Linked DNA regions of Homo sapiens: region 1 is linked to region 2. The links are chromatin loops, found by intact Hi-C in ENCODE. Cell type or tissue: A673. All regions are shown on one strand. Links, peaks and the distances in the headings refer to the core of each region. The heading gives the core; the rest is flanking DNA. Region 1 has its middle 8.2 kb from the start of LINC02820. Region 2 overlaps LINC02820 (long intergenic non-protein coding RNA 2820).

Region 1 (10,026 bases), core at 875-8,874, 140 kb after region 2:
AAAATACTGGCAAACCGAATCCAGCAGCACATCAAAAAGCTTATCCACCATGATCAAGTGGGCTTCATCCCTGGGATGCAAGGCTGGTTCAGTATATGCAAATCAATAAATATAATCCAGCATATAAACAGAGCCAAATACAAAAACCACAAGATTATCTCAATAGATGCAGAAAAAGCCTTTGACAAAATTCAATAACGCTTCATGATAAAAACTCTCAATAAATTAGGTATTGATGGGATGTATTTCAAAATAATAAGAGCTATCTATGACAAACCCACAGCCAATATCATACGGAATGGGCAAAAACTGGAAACATTCCCTTTGAAAACTGGCACAAGACAGGGATGCCCTCTCTCACCACTCCTATTCAACATAGTGTTGGAAGTTCTGGCCAGGGCAATTAGGCAGGAGAAGGAAATAAAGAGTATTCAATTAGGAAAAGAGGAAGTCAAATTGTCCCTGTTTGCAGACGACATGATTGTATATCTAGAAAACCCCATTGTCTCAGCCCAGAATCTCCTTAAGCTGATAAGCAACTTCAGCAAAGTCTCAGGATACAAAATCAATGTACAAAAATCACAAGCGTTCTTATACACCAACAACAGACAAACAGAGAGCCAAATCATGAGTGAACTCCCATTCGCAATTGCTTCAAAGAGAATAAAATACCTAGGAATCCAACTTACAAGGGATGTGAAGGACCTCTTCAAGGAGAACTACAAACCACTGCTCAAGGAAATAAAAGAGGATACAAACAAATGGAAGAACATTCCATGCTCATGGGTAGGAAGAATCAATATCATGAAAATGGCCATACTGCCCAAGGTAATTTATAGATTCAATGCCATCCCCATCAAGCTACCAATGACTTTCTTCACAGAATTGGAAAAAACTACTTTAAAATTCATATGCAACCAAAAAAGAGCCCGCATCACCAAGTCAATCCTAAGCCAAAACAACAAAGCTGGAGCCATCACACTACCTGACTTCAAACTATACTACAAGGCTACAGTAACCAAAACAGCATGGTACCAAAACAACTGGTACCAAAACAGAGATATAGATCAATGGAACAGAACAGAGCCCTCAGAAATAATGCCGCATATCTACAACTATCTGATCTTTGACAAACCTGAGAAAAACAAGCAATGGGGAAAGGATTCCCTATTTTATAAATGGTGCTGGGAAAACTGGCTAACCATATGTAGAAAGCTGAAACTGGATCCCTTCCTTACACCTTATACAAAAATCAATTCAAGATGGATTAAAGACTTACATGTTAGACCTAAAACCATAAAAACCCTAGAAGAAAACCTAGGCATTACCATTCAGGACATAGGCATGGGCAAGGACTTCATGTCTAAAACACCAAAAGCAATGGCAACAAAAGACAAAATTGACAAATGAGATCTAATTAAACTAAAGAGCTTCTGCACAGCAAAAGAAACTACCATCAGAGTGAACAGGCAACCTACAAAATGGGAGAAAATTTTCGCAACCTACTCATCTGACAAAGGGCTAATATCCAGAATCTACAATGAACTCAAACAAATTTACAAGAAAAAAACAAACAACCCCATCAAAAAGTGGGCGAAGGACATGAACAGACACTTCTCAAAAGAAGACATTTATGCAGCCGAAAAACACATGAAAAAATGCTCACCATCACTGGCCATCAGAGAAATGCAAATCAAAACCACAGTGAGATACCATCTCACACCAGTTAGAATGGTGGTGATCATTAAAAAGTCAGGAAACAACAGGTGCTGGAGAGGATGTGGAGAAATAGGAACACTTTTACACTGTTGGTGGGACTGTAAACTAGTTCAACCATTGTGGAAGTCAGTGTGGCAATTCCTCAGGGATCTAGAACTAGAAATACCATTTGACCCAGCCATCCCATTACTGGGTATATACCCAAAGGACTATAAATCATGCTGCTATAAAGACACATGCACACGTATGTTTATTGCGGCATTATTCACAATAGCAAAGACTTGGAACCAACCCAAATGTCCAACAATGATAGACTGGATTAAGAAAATGTGGCGCATATACACCATGGAATGCTATGCAGCCATAAACAATGAGTTCATGTCCTTTGTAGGGACATGGATGAAATTGGAAATCATCATTCTCAGTAAACTATCGCAAGAACAAAAAACCAAACACCACATATTCTCACTCATAGGTGGGAATTGAACAATGAGATCACATGGACACAGGAAGGGGAATATCACACTCTGGGGACTGTTGTGGGGTGGGGGGAGCGGGGAGGGATAGCAATGGGAGATATACCTAATGCTAGATAACGAGTTAGTGGGTGCAGCGCACCAGCATGGCACATGTATACATATGTAACTAACCTTCACAATGTGCACATGTACCCTAAAACTTAAAGTATAATAAAAAAAAAAGAAATAAAAATCCATAGAATAAGGAAAAAATGCAAAACGTATATCTGACAAAGAACTTGTATTTAAAATATCAAAGAACTCTTAAAACCCAAAAAGACAACAACAACAACAAAAATTAAAAATGGGTAAAAGATCTGGGCACCTCACCAAAGAAGATATACAGATATAAAACAAGTATATAAAAAGATGCTTAATATCATGTTATCAGTGAATTGCAAATTAAAGCAATGAAATACCACTGTGCATCTTTTATAATTACTAAAATCCAAAACACGGACAACACTAAATGTTAGAGAGGATGTGGAGCACGAGGAAGTCTCATTCATTACTGGGGCGGATACCAAATCATTGAACCGTTTTGGAAGACATTTTGGCAGTTTCTTATAAAACTAAGCAAACTCTTACCATATGATCCAGGAATCATACTCCCCGTAATTTACCCAAATAAGTTGAAATCTTATGTCCACACAATAATCTGCACATGATTGCTTATAATAGCTTTATTCATAATTGCCAACCCTTACAGCAACCAAGATGTCCTTCAATATGAATGGATAAACTGTGTTACATCCATTCATATGATAATGTGTTTTTCAGTGATGAAAAATGAGCCAAGTCATGAAAATATTTGGAGAAAACTCAGATGAAATGAAGTGAAAGAAACCAATCTAGAAAGACTATATACTGTGTGATTACAACTGTATGACGTTCTGGAATAGGCAAAACTATAGAGACAGTAAAAAGATAAGTGGTTGTCAAAGGTTTGGAAGAAGGAAAGAAGGTGGAACAAAGGGGATCCTTAGGCCAGTAAATCTATTCTGAATGCTACCATAATGGTGAATACACGTCATTATATATTTGTCAAAGCCCATAGAATGTACAGCACCAAGAATGAAACCTGTTGTCAACTGTAGACTTTATTTAACAATAATGTATTCATAAAGTCATATCAGTTGTAAAAATGTAGAGCACTAATACAAATATTAATAATAGAAAGAGGTAAACAAAACTCTCTCTGCTTTCTACTGAACTGTTCTGTAAACCTGAGACTGTTCTTGAAAATATAGTCTATTAACTGTATGTATATGTTGTACAAAAGCAGGGGTAGGTTGGGATTTTTTGTTCCATTTTCAGCCTCCTAATATCTGGTGTGCCTGTGAGCACAAGTAGGTGATCAGATATATAGCTCTGCTCTTTAGAAGGGAGACCCACACGTTCCCTTCCTCTTAAGGACTCCTTCGCTTTCCTCAAGATTACCCCCATGCTCCTAGTACTTCTCTGGTTTTCTAATTGGACTGTGTATTAGTTTTAATACTCTATGTCTTCGAGTTAGCTCCTTAGAAATCACTGAATAGATGGATGAGTGATTCATGTTAGTGAGGTAAGAGGGAACAAAGCAGAGAGCGCAGACTGGCTCAAATGCCTAGCTCCAATCTCTGTCCTATATCTCACTAGAAGTTTGACATCCGGAAATCTTAACCTCTCTGTGCTTCAGTTTTCTTACCTGAATAGGAGAATAAGAGAACCTACTCATCTGTCACATAGTGAGCACTGTTATAGTGTTTGATCAATAAAATTAGTGTTAATAAATTTATGTTCTTCCCTTATACAACTGTTGGGACTCCCAGATACAATACTTTAAGAGCTAACTCTATTGGAGGGAATTTCACACCAGCTAGCATTGCTGATGATTCTCTTGTCCCCTAAATCACATTAAATGTAAATATCTCTTACATCTGTGCAGTGCCACCTACTGGTAAAAAGAAATAAAAATTAAAAATAAGTGGATTTAATATTTTCCTCATTAATAATAAAATTTTTAAAGCACCCAAAAGTTTGCAAATATATTGAGACCTCAGATCTTTTGCTAGTCTGATATCTTTCCTTTGACCTATTTTTGGATTTTGAAAAAGCAGACTTTGCAAAACAAAAAAATTAATACAAGTACAAAATTTTAAAAGAAGAAATGCTTTTTTATTAATGCTTTGAACTGACTAGGTTATTTAGGGGTTAAAATAATAACTTTCAATTTGCATCTAAGTGTCAAAATTGCTGAATGGTTTACAAACTCAGAAAGACAAATAAAAGAGCAAGGCCAAAGTGTTGCAGGCCCATGGTAGATGAGCAGCTTCCATGGGGTTTATCAGCTGGGTTTACTCAAGATTGTGTCATTCACTTTAATAGCATTAGCTAAATACGTACTCTAGGGAAAGTAAGAAAGCTGCTTACTTACTGTGCTGTCCAACGAATTGGTAGCTGCTCTTTCCATGAATGTCACATAAGACTTTAAACTTGAAGAATGGACTTTAGCTAGGTATAGGCTCCAGGAAAGCGGAAAATAAAGTTAAAAAGAACAAGACATAGATAAAAAGCCTGGGAAAGACACTACAGAAGGGACATCATCAATAAGAGATAAATATATTAAAGAAGCTCATACAATGAGTATGAGACGCAAAGTACAATTAATCTTTCCCTTAGGTACGGTAAATTGCCCTAAAATTGGGTTTTTCCTCATTTTGCAATAGACCTTAATGCTGATCTCTAGTTTTTCTTTTATATGATGCTATCAAATTGGTTTTATCTATTTTCTTTCTTGATTTCTTGACTAATTTGACTTGTTGATATGGTATCTGAGGATAAACCTATGTGCCTTTTTTTAAGTGTCCTTTAAATTCTCTTACATGGAAAGGCTTAAATAGAAGATGATTTTTTCAATTCCGTGTTTTCGATTTTGTTGTGCTCAGATTCCATGAATTTACAAGATTGCTGTGGAGTACTAAAAAAAAAAAAAAAGCTTCTGTTAAAGGACTAGAATAAACTCAATCTGCCCCAAAGGGATTTGTTTGTTAATTGCTTTGGTCCACTTTACAAGGTCAAATCCATTCTCCTAATGACGAATCTCATCTGTTCTGGCAAAGAAAGAAATGTTTTCTTTCACTTCTACGTGTGGCAAGAGCTCATTCATCTCAGTAAGTTCTGAAGAGAAATCTAGCTACATCAGAGAGAGGAGTATTCAAAGGGCAACTGATGGCCAGGAAGATATATGGAATTCACTTTCTTGAGACAGACATTCAAATGGTAACAAGTGATAGAAAACAGCTCTATATTTCAGTGTGATGTGTGTTCGCTCCTGATGATTAAACCCCCTGTGGGCCATCTGCGTTTAATGGGTTAGAACTACTTTGTAGCTGCAGTTGTTTCCTTCCACTGCTTTCTTATTTATTTGAGAGGAGACCGATCTCCACTCTTTAAAAGTCAAGCATGTAAGAAACCCTGCCAAGAGAATCAGAAAGAAAAGGCAAATTTATAGCCTAGTGTTGTTTTAAGCATTTAGTAGTATAAATAAGAAGTGTAGATAAATGTGTACAAGTAGATGCATAAGTGACCTTTTGTTTATCTCAGTTACATTATTTGCCTAAATTCCAGAGCAGAATTAACCCAATTAGTTTATATAATGGCTTAATGCTGTCCCTCAGCTGAGCTGTTAGAAATATACATAACTGATGCTAGATGAGGGATGGTGTTCTTTTACCTATAAGTCAAGCCTTGGGGACTTCAGTTCATATCCAGTGATTTCTGTAGCTAAAAATAAGAATCCAGTGTGGAAATTATGGTAACTCGAAGCAATGTACACTATTGGTGTTATTAATGCAATCTAATTAAACTTTTGGTTTAAAATAGCAATGATGATAGTGGCTTTCTATATCTGTGGCTGTCTAACCCGAGACATGTCACATTTTACTAACATCTCATTACTTTTCTCTGACTTAGAAAAGTCAGCAGCCATAAGCACTCAATAAATATTTGCTGAATTGATTTGAACTCTGAGAACTGCGAGGTGAGATGGAACTGATCATCGGTGACATATCTGGCATCAGAATCTTGATTCTGTTCTGCCAAATAGTGACTTCAGCCAAAGCCAATGGAAACGTCACGTGAAGAACTTTAAATCTATGAAATCTTCACACAGCTACAAATGCTAATCTGAATCATGTAACTACATGAGCCTAGCAAATTCTCTTTTGCCATTATTTTCACTCTGAATACATTGACTATTTTTAGAGTTTCTTTTCTTAACGTTTAGTTCTCTTCCTAGGTCATTAAACATATTTCTAAGGTGTTCCTATGATTCCCTTTTTCCTGACTTGTTTTTCTTTGGACTAGAAAACATATCCACAAGGGTAGCTCCTCAGGACTTTAAAAACATCAATCAATATCACAGCTGGGAATAGAGGAGTTTAGATAAGAGATACCTATTCCTCCATTAAAACTCGGCTTATACAATTTAGAAAACAGTTTTGTATAAAGTGAGACAGACTTTAGCCAGGTGGGGCAAAGAGTTAAATTAAAGACACAAAAGCAATACCCAGCTGCCTCTTTTTCTTCTCCCATTCATGGAGTAGGGAGTATTTTTCCTGTAATGACCTCAAAATCTTCTCTCTCTCTTTTTTTTGGTCAGAGATCAAGGGATATACCAGGGTGAAACCTTATTCTTATTGAACTTTACTATCAGCTTTCTACAGATGTGCATTTTGAAGTGCACTTATAATTTTACCACTTTTTGTTATACATTATATATATAGATCTATTAAAATATGTATGCTATTTTTTCATATTATGAAAGTTTCAATAATGTCACCCATCCAACTAAAGTGAATATTCCTTGAAAACAAAGTCCGTGGCTTGAATTTATTCATAACCTCCATGGCTGGCATAGTACATTGTAGTATGAGCTCAGCACATTTTGTTTAAATTAATATTATTATAGAAAACTTGAAAAAAATTATTGAATAAAAAAACATTTTTCTGTTGAGCTTGAGAACTTTGGTCCAGTTAATAAACATAATAATAAAAACAAAATGAAATATTTAAAATTCGAGAAAAGTTGTGGAATGATACAAATCTTAAAGGATTACAAATATTTTAACTAGCATGAACATAGCTTTTCTAAACTTATTTGGGTTCTATTTAAAAGAAAAAAGAGAGAAAATGTCATTTCTATAAGTTCATATTCATCTTTCAAGGTCTGTTTCAAATGTCATCTCTTCTCTGTACTCTTCCATGACCTATAAAATATTAAATTAATTAATCTCTTACCTGTTTTCCACTAGCATTTTGCTTGAGACATGTTCATGTCATACTGTAATTATTTGTTTGACTCTCTGGTCTCCCCAACCAGCATGTTAGTTTCTCTAAGGTCTTGGATCAAAGTGGGTTGTCAATAAATGTTTGGTATATTGAGCAAAACTGAATTTAAAAATTCATAAATGAAGAGAAAGAAGTCTAACACTGACTTAACAGAAGGAAAAATTAAAGCCTATTTTAAAGGAATTTCATTTAAGTACTTCACAGAATACAATAAAATACTTTTAAAATGCATATCTAAATTATTTTTTTTTCATAGCTTAAAAAAAGTCTGCAGGATAAGGAGGCAGCAGGAGATGCTTTTGACAGGAGATCCTTATACTCTCTGACCCTAAGTTTCTTCATAATGTGAAAGGGAGATGATAATTATACCCACTGTCACAGAACTGTGAAAGTCAAGTGAGAAAATAAATATGAAAGTGCTCTGTTAATTTAAAACTTTATGCAACTTTTTAAAGGAGCTACCCTTGTGGATATGTTTTCTGGTTCAAATAAAAAAAGTCAGGAAAAAATATTCATAGAAACACCTTAGAAATATTTTTTTAGTGAGGTAGGAAGAGGACTAAATATTAAGAAGGAAAACCCTAAAAATAGTCAACGTATTCAGAGTGAAAATAATGGCAAAAGAGAATATCCTACGAACACTTTTGGCAATTCAGTAAAGTCTGTGAATTCTTACTTAGAAAATGATTTTAAGTAAAAGAAAATGCATAGGCTTAGGAGCGAAACCAAGTATGTTCAAATAGAGGCATCCAAATAGTTACAAAACTAACTCTTCGATGTAGTGATATCTGTGCATCTTTATGACAGATCAACAAGAGCCAGTAACAGAGCTAAAACTATGTCAATGTTGAAGTCATGTTTGAAAACTGCCTTAATCAAATTATGAATTTTAATTATAGTTATTGCAAGGAATCTACAATAACTTCATGAAAATATCTACTCTTTCTATTGGGGACAAATTCACAGGTATTGCGAATACTACTGACATCTATTGTCTATATACTAAATGAAAGAAAATGCTAAGATTTATTCCAGGTATTAGTGAAAATAAAGATTTAATTAGTTTCCATCTCAGTTCATGGAAACTCTAAATTATATTCAGACAGGCATCCTCTCCTATTTACTGTGTAAATAGCTCGTAGGGGGGTCCTTTTGCCTCCTACTGAAAAGCTGTCATGTTTTGACAATGCTAACAATTGTTCTGGATTATTCTCTTAAGCCTTTAAATTTTACCTCAAGGTAAACAGGTAAAATAAATATTGCAAGTATACATTATGTGAAGACACATGAAAAAACTTCAGTACATAAAGTTTCTTTTTTAAAAAAAAATCAAAAACATACTATAAAATAGAGTCATGATGAAATTTTCAAGTGAAATCATTTATTTGCCCCTTGGACATGGAAAACGCTTAGTGGTATGCAATTCTAAGAATAACAAGGCACTAAAAGGGCTTCTTTCAGCTCTTTACTATTTTATTCAGTAAAACTGAAGAATTAGCTAGTTCCTGTCTTGAAGCATTGTTCACCATCTTGCAGTACATTTCCAAGATTAATGACAATATGCTTATATAAAGAGAATTACTGAAACAAAAAAAACCTCTTTCAGCATTTACTATGTGCTATAAAATATCACATTTAATCATTTTTGAGATTTTGGGCCATAAATGGAGCTGTACTGCTAGGTATTTCATTTATGACTTCATTTGCATATTTGACCACCAGTGAAATTATTTAATACTACCTGGCGTATATAAAATATATATAATAGGACTTAGAGGCCAAGAGCTAAAATATTATTTAATATATCACTTTAATAAGTAGATTATCTTGCAAAAAGTCATACTTCTTAGTCAATGCAATATATGAATTTCTATAAGGAAATAATATCTGTTGAAGTTTTAAATGCCTAATTTTTAAAAGTAGAAATAGGTTAAAGAGAACAATTATGAGCTAAGTAATAAAGATATATTTTTACATTCTAATTAGAGAAAAGAGAGGTCACCACCAACTGGAATTTTAAAAATAAGATCATTTAAATTTTTCTCCTAAAATATTTGGTAGTATAAGTGACAAATATTTTAATACAAAATATGCTAACATAATTACTTATTGTATAGAATATTATCTGAATTAAATGTTGAAAGACAGAAATAAGAGCCACTGATAAATTTAGGAAATTAAAATTTTCAAAGCTTATATAAACACTGTAATTGATCTTTTCACTTCTTATTTCATCCAAGGCATTTTTTTAGTTGCTGGTTAACTAAAACTATAGCATTATATATAGAACAGCATTACATAAAACAGATGGAGGCTGGGCGTGGTTGCCCACGCTTATAATCCCAGCACTTTGTGAGGCTGAGGTCAGAAGTTCGAGACCAGCCTGGCCAATATAGCGAAACCCCGTCTCTACTAAAAATACAAAAAATTAGCCTGGCATGGTGGCAGGCGCCTGTAA
Region 2 (10,026 bases), core at 1,361-9,360:
AGATCATATTTACTTGAGATGAAAAATATGTGAAATACACAAAAGCCTAAAATCTTAGAATTAGTGGGAGCCTGAACTTCCATCTAGTCTAAACCTTTTATTTTATAGACGAAAAGTGTTCTAAGAATTGGTAGTCAAATTCAAAAATCAGTTAAAGTCAGAACATAAAGTCAGAAGAAAGTTGTGATTGGGAGATTAAAAAAATTGAGTTAGTAATCACGAACCAGTCTGAAGATTGTAATTAGGTGTACCGTGAAAGCAATAGGTAACAATGTGACAAGGACAAGAACTTCCAGTCCAGCCTGGATGTGTATCTCAGCCCTATCAGATTTTAACTTTGTGAGTTTGGGTAAGTAGTATTTTGAATGTTGGTCTTAATTATCAGCATATTTTCTATAGCTTGTTATATGTCAAAAATATGGGGAAAATTAAGAAAAAAATACGTTATGTAGTAAATGAGACCATTTTTACCCTAATTTCTTTTGTTTGAAAATTATCAGACCTATAAGAAATTTGAAAGAACTCCTACATGGCTTTAATTTAGATTCATCAGTTGTTAATCATTTGCTTCATTGATAAATATAGTTGCATATGAGATATAACTATAGATATTGAGTATTCACATAGATATAGTCATAGAAATAGAGGTAGGCATAAATATAGATACAGATTTGTCTTCTTTTCCAGAAAAATATTGAGAGTAAATTGCAGATACGATGATACTATACTCCTTATTACTTAAGCATCATAATACTTTCTATATTGTCTCATAATGACACAATATTCTCCTACATAATCACAATAACATTATCACACTGAAGAAATATAATATTAATGCAATAATAATCATCTTATATAAGAAATCTTCCCAAGTATCTCAACAATTTAGATTATAGCTGCTTTTTTCCCTCTAAATGATGATCAAAAAATTAAATATTATATCTAATTGTCTTGTTTCTTTAGTTCCTTTAATCTAAAACAGCTCTTACTTTATATTTTATGACATTCACACTGTAGACTCTAGGCCAGTTGCATTATAGACTACCTTGTAGATTTGTTTGTATTTTCATGATTAGATTCAGATTAAATATTTATGTCAACAATACTATATTTTAGATAATGTTGTATCCTTCCCATGGTATCATATCAGGGGAAATATAATTTAAGCTTATGCCATTACTGATTATGCTAATCTTAAACACTTGGCAAAGATGATGTTCACTAGATTTCTCCACTGTAGAGGTACATACCTCTTCCCGTTTTAAATTCATATGTAATCTATAGTGATACTTGTGATCAGTTGAGCATTAAGTTCCCAGACAACTTTTTACTCAATGGTTTTAGTATGCACTGATAATCTTTGTCTGAATCAGTTATTACAATTTTGGTTACAAAATGATGATGCTTAGTAATTTATACATTTATTTGTTTGATTATTTGTTTTAATTTCTAAAAGATATCCAGCTCATTATCAAAGTTATACTAGATATATGTAAGGAACTAAATACACTTTGTGTCTGACTTGGTTAGAACATAACAATAAAAGTGAAAAAAATGAGAAAAACTATGAACTTGGTATTCAAATAGAATATTTTAAATGTGTTTTTTATGGTCATTTACAAAATCAAAGCAAACTTTCTTACACAGCCATTCTCTTACCTTTTGGTAAAATGCTGTGGAACTCCTAACGCAAATTCAGTGAACCCGATTTAAAAAACAATAGTCTAAACTAGTAATTTGACTTCCTCACAGAGTAGAACAGTGGTTACTAGAGACTGAAGAGGTGAAGGAGGTAGGGAAGATGGGGACAGGTTGGTCAATGGCTACAAAGATACAATCAGAAAAGAGGAATAAATTCTGGCATTCTACTGCATCAGACCTGTGCCAGCCTTTTTGGCACCAGAGACAGGTTTCATGGAAGACAATTTTTCCATGGACCAGTGGTGTGGGTCATGGTGGTTTTGGGATGACACTGTTCCAACTTATATCATCAGGCATTAATTAGATTCTAATAAGAATAATAAGGGGTGCAGAACCTAGATCCCTCGCATACGCAGTTCACGATAGGGTTCTCTCTCCTATGAGAACCTAAAGCCGCTGCTGATCTGACAGAAGGTGGAGCTCAGGCAGTAATGCTCACTGGTGGCTCACCTCCCCTCCTACTGTTCCAGTTCCTAACAGGCCACAGACCCATAGGGGTCCAGGACCCAGGGGTTAGAGACCACTGTTCTATTGCACAGTAGGGTCAGGATAGTTAAGAGTAAGGTATTATACATTACAAAATAGCTGGAAAATAGGCTTTCGAATGTTCTCACCACAGAGAAATGATAAATGCATGAAATGAGGGTTATGCTGGATAACTTGATTTTATCATTATACAACATATATGTGTGTTGAAACATCAAACTATACCTCATAAAGATGTGCAATTATAATGTGTACATTTTTAAAAAAGATAAACTGTTTTCTTGAAGAAAATTATACCTCTTAAATTATAAACAAAACAAAAATAATAATCTGGATTATAAACAGCTACTGCATACTTATTTTTTATTGCTATAATTTCCAGTTTTATTATTCCTTAAATATTAATAGGATGTAAGTTTAATGGGGCAATACGTTTCCTCAGGACAGTGATATTGATTTATATAATTTATTTGGTTTCCCACTGGGCCTGATATCATTATGCATATATAGATAATGTATTTCAAAATTTTTGAAGAATGAATGAGTAAATTAATGAATTCCAGCTGCCCACCTCCCTGCACCTCTATTCCCTGGTAACCACCTTTCTACTCTGTGTTTCTAAGACTTTTTTTAGATTCTGCATATAAGTGAAAACATAGGTTTTTAATATTTTCAGCAAAGAAAATAATAATAAGTTGGTGATATGATGGATGTATTAATTAACTTGATATAGTCTTTCTGCAAAGTATACATAGATTAAAACATTACATTGTATTCTATAAATATACACAATTATTATTCATCAATTAAAAAAAAGAAGCAGAATAGCCAAACAATACTGAATAAAAAGAATAAAGCAGAAGGCATCAGATTACCTGAGTTCAAATTATACTGCAAAACTACAGTAATCAAACAGCATGGTACTATCATAAAAACAGACACATAGGCCAATGGAATGGAACAGAAAACCCAGAAATACATCCAAGAATTTACAGTCAATTGATTTTTTTTTACAAAGGTGCCAAGAACACACATTGGGGAAAGGATAATTTCTTCAATAAATGGTGCTTGGAAAAGTAGAGGGACATATGCAGAAGAGTGAAACTAGACTCCTATCTCTCACCACATACAAAAATCAAATCAACATGGTCAGATTTCAGGTCTTCAATATAAGATCTGAAACAATGAAAGTAGTAGAAGATAACATTGGGGAAATGCTTCAGGACATTGGTCTGGGAAAAATTTCTTGAGTGCAACCTCAAAAGCACAGGCAACCAAAGGAAAAAATGAACAAATGAGATCACATCAAGCTAAAAATCTTTAGAACAGCAAAGGAAACAACAACGTGAAGAGACAACCTATAGAATAGGAGAAAATATAAGCCAACTATTCAATTGACAAGGGGTTAATAAACAGTCTATAGAGTCAAGTGAGGTGGCTCACTCCTGTAGTTCCAGCTACTCTGGTGGCTGAGGTGGGAGGATTTCTTGAGCCCAGGAGTCCAAGGCAGCAGTGAGCTATGATCATGCCACTGCATTCCGGCCTGGGAGACAATGACCTTATCTCTAAATAAATAAATAAATGTATTTTTTAAAAAAACAGAATATATAAGGAACTCAAACAACTTGATAACAGCAAAATAAATAATTATATTTTTAAAATGGGCAAAAAATCTGAATAGGCATTTCACAAAAGAAGGTCTACAAATGACCAACAGGTATGTGAGAAAATACTCAACATCACTAATCATCAGAGAAATGCAAAGGAAAACCGCAGTGAGATATCATCTCACCTCAGTCAAAATGGCTTTCATCAAAAAGACACACACACAAAAAAAAAAAAAAAAAAAATGTTAATGAGGATGCAGAGAAAGGTAAATGCTAATACACTATTGGTGGAAATGTAAATTAGTACTGCCACTATGGGAAACAGTATGCAGGTTACGTTGAAAGCTAAAACTAGAGCTACCATAAGATCCAGAAATCTCATGTCCAAGCAAATGTCCTAAAGAAAGGAAATTGGTATTTTGAAGAGGTGTTTGCACTCCCACGTTTATCACAGCACTATTCACAATAGACAAGATACATAGAGAAAATGTAGTACGTATATACTATGGGATATTCAGTCATTTAAAAAAAGAATGAAATCTTCTTATTTCCAGCATGGATAGAACTGTAGGACGTTATGTTAAGCGAAATAAGCCAGGCACAAAGAGACATGTATTTCATGTGCTCATTCATATGTGGTAGCTAAAAAACATTGATCTCATGGAGGTAGAGAGTGAATGATGGTTACCAGAGACTGGGAAGGAGAGTGGGGAGGAGTGGGGAATTTGGGAATAGTTAATGGTTAGAAAAATACAATTAGATAGAAAGAATAAGATGTAGTGTTCAGTAGCACAATAGGGCAACTATAGTTAACAAGAATTTATTGTATATTTCAAAATAACTAAAGAAGCGGATGTAGTTGTCTTCAATACAAAGAAATGACAAATGCTAAGATGATGGATATCCCAATTGCTGACCTGATCATTACAGTGTGTGCTTACATCAATATATCACATGTGCTTCATGCCTATGTACAAATATTATGTATTCAGAAATATTAAAACAAAAAATGTAAAAGTAAATAAATATATTTATTTTTTAAAAAAGAATTAAATTTCTTTAGGATACAGGGAAATGTACTATACTACCATTTTTTACAATTTTTAAAAATATACCTGTATATTATTACCCACAAGATGGTGCTATTTTCCCAGCAGCGAGACCAAAAATAGTCGTGTGGTTTATATGTACAGCTATAAAATTCAGTACATATGACTGAGGGAAAATATTTTCCTATTTGAACTGGAAACACAATTTTTTTCTATTACTGTTCTAAATGTCTGTCTTCCTCCGTAAACTTTTTTTAGAATGTAAATCTATTTCCTAATACTTCAGTTTCACAACCAACTAAGGGCTCAATGTCTCCACATAAATGCCTAACAGTTTTCTCAGATTCAACACATCCAAGATTAAGCTTCTGATCTTCTTCATCACTCTCACCCAAATCTATTTCATCAACAGTTTTCATGTCTCATTGGATAAAAACTGCATCTTTCCCACTACTTGGGCCCAAAAGTGCTGGAGTCATCATTCACTTCTCTGTTTTATCAATTTGTTCTTTTTTTGTTGTTGTTCTCACATTTCTCTTGCTATCTCTGTCTGCCTCTCTCTCCATATCCAATATGTCGGAAAGTCATGTTGACTCTATCTTCAAAGTATTCCCAGAATCTAACCACTTCTTCTCACCCCTACTGCTGTTATCTTCTTTTTAGCCACCATTACCTCCCTACTGACCTCTTCATTTCAGCCCCTGTTTTCCTGCAGTGTATTCTTAACCTAGTAAGTAGTGGGTCTTTTTAAATCACCACTCAGATCATGTCCCTGACCTGCTCAAAACATGAAAATGTTCCTGTTTCACTCAGAGTGAATGTCTAAGTTCTGGTTCCCTACTACCCTTCTGGCCTCAACTCCTACCATTCCCCACTTCTCTTATTCACCCCAAACCACACCCCAAGTCTTTTCTGCAGACAAAGCAGATACACAACTCTGCTCTAGTTCTTTACTTTGTTTTACTTGGAATGCTGTTCCCCAGAGTACTACTTGGCTGCTGCCACACCATCTTCAAGTCTTTCCTCAAATGGTGCCTTCTCAATGAGTCCTACCTAGCCTGCCCCACCTACATCTTCATCATCTCCATGCTACCTCTTTCCTAGCACCCTGTACAGATTACTTACTTATAATTGTTAATGCCTGCCTTCCTCACTCCATGAGAGAAGAGGTTCTGTTTGTTTATTTGATTTCAACCAAAGTTCTGAAATAATAAACTAGTAGATGCTCAATAAATACTTATTGAATGAATAAGTTATACTCTAAGCATTAATAGTGTTCAGTCAAAAGAGATGAGAAGTTTTTCCTTATAGAAATATGAAAAAGAAAACTAAAGAAGATATCAATTATATTACATACATGGTATCAATTTTAATTCAAAAGATATTTATTTACAACCCATAATATAAAACATATTTTCAATAAATGGCTACCAATAAGCAAAATAAATATCTCTAAAGTTTGCCAAAGCTCACTTGGCATTACATGCTATAAGTTGATATAACCCCTCCTTCTGGAAAAGATAATAGGAGCTAAATTAGGACGATGCAGTGAGCCAGACTGGGTTTCCTAGAGTATGTATTTCCATAACACAAATGCATTTGTTGCATAAAGGCATAGACATTTTTATATTTCACTTTAGCTTTTGGTTTGATGTGATTATGTTTTAATATGGCTTTCATGCCTAGTCTGTATATGTGTAACTGTGGTGGAATCAGATGTCGCTAAGTGTCCATTTCTCTGATTCAGTAAGACATCCCTGTGAGAAGTCAATCCAAGGTAAGTAGTTTTTAACAATTACATTGAATTGGGGTCAGGGATTTCCAAACCAAAACAACTTTTGGTCACATTCAATTCTGTCATAGTCTTTTGGATATAATTTGAGGCTAAAACTATATGTTCTACCAATTCGATGATTTTTCTTAGTTTTACTCACTACTTTAGCTAAACACACTTGTTTTTCGCCAGTTATTTGACTAAATTGAAAAATAAGTATTTAGTAAGCTCTAAAATTAGTTAAACTGTCAAAGCTGGTTATGTAGACTCAATGAAATTTATAAAAACCCATGTTCCCATTTCTAAGAATAGTCTCTTAGGCTCCCATACAGAGGAACTTTGATTGCAACCCTGTCCCTTCATTGCCATAATCATGGTCACAGCTTTATTATTATCATGCTTTATTTCAAACAATTTTTCAAAAGCAGAATGACTGAATAATTTTATCAAGTATTTGTAGTTCATATTTTATGCATTTGTCAAGTTTTTAACTGTAAAAGTTATATAAAGAAGTACAAAATCCTTTTTAAAAATTGCTTAATTTATGTTTTCTAATGACTTAGGCTGACAGTTTATGCTTCACATTTCAAATTCATTGGGGGAGCGGGGAGAAGGAAGGAAAGAAGAAAGAAAGAAGGAAGGGAGGGAGGGAGGCTAGATTTTATATAATTTAGATATATTACCATCAGATGGTGTTCAGAACTCACATAATAAAGTTAATTCAAGGCATTCTGCCTTTTAGATAATATTCTCTGATCAAGCCCTTTTGCTTTTTCAGAATAAACTTTCTACTTGTTTATTGTCACATTTATAATTTCTCATTCAAAATCCTGAGATAAACGCTGAGCATGGTGGCACACTCCTGTAATCTCGGCACTTTGGGGGGCCAAGGCACTAGGGAGGCTGAGCCAGGAGAATCACTTGAACCTGAGGGGCAGAGGTTGCAATGAGCCAAGATCGTGCCACTTCACTCCAGCCTAGGCAACAGAGTGAGACTCCGTCTAAAAAAACAAAACAAAACAAAAAATCCTGAAATGTTCCCTAGTATAAAAATTTTACTTAGTGATAAATTGTTTTAGGTCTCACTACATCTGCTTTGTTTCACTTTTCTTTGTATAATAGAAGGCTTTCAAGACTCCTGCATTATGCAGGGCCATATGACAAGTATTGGCCAAATGGCTGTGCACAGAGTGGCACTTGTCATGTCCAATCCACAGCATTGGAGAATGAGTGTGAGTTCCCTGGCCTTGTCTCTTTCCTTCTTGCAGCTGCCCTGGAAGCCGTGCTTTGAGGTGGTGTGTCCCAGTATTGAGGAACGTCAGTCAGCTGGGGTCCCTGAGTAATCTCCCAGAGCAGTGATTTCCACTGAGCTCACAAGACAACTGCTAACATGTGGGAGGTTAATGTTTAATGCAGCATAGTCTAGCATATCCTGACTAATTAAACCAGTAAAGTAAATAATTGTAAAGTTGTGTTTCATTTTTTAAAAACTCAAGGTAAAATTTGCTACTTGATCACTGTTTATCCTGTGGCTACTAATATATTTCGCATATTCTAAACATTTTAGTACAATAATCCCACTTGAAGCAGGCACCCTGATGTTAACTACGTAAGGAATAATTTCACAGCAGCTTCTATTTGCCAAGTAACAGGATAGGATTGGGAGAACAAACAGGCATCGGGTCCTACTCCAACCAGGTTTAGAATCTGTGGGGGAGAGAGCTAATAGAGAAAAAGCATATCAATCCAATCAGGACAAATTCCCTGGAGGAAGAGAGTGGAAGGCAGTGATGGGTGTGACCGTATCTGGGAACACAGGGAGGGCTGGAAAGAGGGAGCTGGGTAAAAGCTGATACTTGATGTTTGAGGCTGGGATGAAGAGTCATGATAGAACATTTAACCTTTGCTACCTTAATCACCATCTTCATAAAGAAATATATCTACAATCACATCACTGTCTGGATCATAACAAAACAGATACATTTGTAGCCAACATTATAGTTACCAACAACTTGATCCAGGGAATGAGTATTTCAATTTAACATTTTAGGTAGGGGGAAGAAAGCTTTTTTTTTTTCTTATAAATTGAAGTCTAAAGTTGGAAACAAGCATGAACACAGAAAATTAATTCTCTCCCATGACATAAAAAAAATCCAAGAAACTGCACATTTGGCAGGAAAATTCTAAACAGCCTTCAGGTGCCAATATCAGAACAATCTTACACTATGTAGAAAATTGTTAGTTAATCCTTCTCCAAAAATTTTATTTTGTAAAATGAAAGCAAGTTCTATGTTTTAGCTATAGTAAAAGAGTATGTAGTTCTCTCAAATTGCTGGATGATGTGAATTTCAAACAAATTATTTCAAACAGATTTAAACTACAATGTTCCTAATACATGATTTAATCTTTTGCATATATAGAGTGATTTAGGCTTTTGAAAGCATTTTCATATACATTATGTCATTTGATCCTAAATGGTGAAATGTACATAATCATATTTAAAAATACAATACTTACGACAACTCTACCACCCTCAAAATTAAATGTGAATTGAAAATAAACTTAGTCTCTCTGAAGCCAGAGTAAGTAAAATAAAATCAGATTTAAGATACTATTAAATGGCAAAAGACAATGTACAAATCAAAAAATAAGAAATGGAAAGAACCATCACAGATGAGATAGTTCAAATTTCCCAATTGTAGTAATGATCATAATAACTTCATACAGTTTATAAGGCATATTTTAAAATATGCTTGGGACATTTAGATCACAGATCATAAATGGTACATTGACAGGAGACAATCTTCTATCACAGCTTGCCTTTCAGCAACAAATGGCACTTTATAATAAGGCTTTCTCCCTTTTGTCCCTAAACAGTCATCTAAATGCATTGAAACCTATAAGCCTTTAAATAAAAACAGGACGATACAACAGTATTTTACATTTAGGTCCAGATATTATTTCTACCAGCAAGTCTTGCTAAGATTTCACTGAAATAGTTCTCTTAAAACTGATCACTCTGTTTCTACTCTTGATCCTTTCATTCTATTTTCAACGTAGCAGTTGTACGGATTCTGTTAAAGCTTTATTCAGGTAATTCAAGGTCAAACAAGATATGTCACCTCTCTCCATCCCTGACATCTACTACTCTGTCTATCTCACTTCCCTCTAATCATGGGGACTTCATTGCCATTCCCCTGATGTGCCTTAAGGCCCAGATTGGATATATTATTCGTGGGGCCCAGTACAAAAAGCAAAATGCAAGTTTTACTGTTCAAAAATTTAAAAAAATTTCAAGATGGCAAGGGTCTTGTGCAAGATCTTGTGCATCAGCACAGGGTGCACACTTAGGAAACCAACCTGCTTAAAGTATTGAACTGTTTTGTGCTTTCTGCCTGAACACTTTCCC

The links. Peaks named below come from ENCODE experiments on the same cell type or tissue, not always from the same donor. Only the 100,000 strongest peaks of a DNase experiment are listed, where the experiment ranks them.
Region 1: it touches region 2 in a loop (2.8-fold over the local background); 13 of 110 quality-filtered maps call a loop at or near these places.

Annotation. Positions count from the first base shown.
Region 1 is chr12:85,304,817-85,314,842 of GRCh38, reverse strand. No RefSeq gene overlaps it. Among named protein-coding and RNA genes, the nearest start is that of LINC02820, 8.2 kb to the left of the region's middle. In A673, for the core only: a CTCF peak has its summit at 4,213 (motif pointing left); DNase peaks (open chromatin) are centred at 4,142 and 4,582; H3K27ac peaks cover 678 bases.
Region 2 is chr12:85,443,663-85,453,688 of GRCh38, reverse strand. All of the region lies in intron 4 of LINC02820 (long intergenic non-protein coding RNA 2820), which reads right to left. Among named protein-coding and RNA genes, the nearest start is that of LINC02820, 130 kb to the right of the region's middle. In A673, for the core only: a CTCF peak has its summit at 4,928 (motif pointing right); a DNase peak (open chromatin) is centred at 4,958.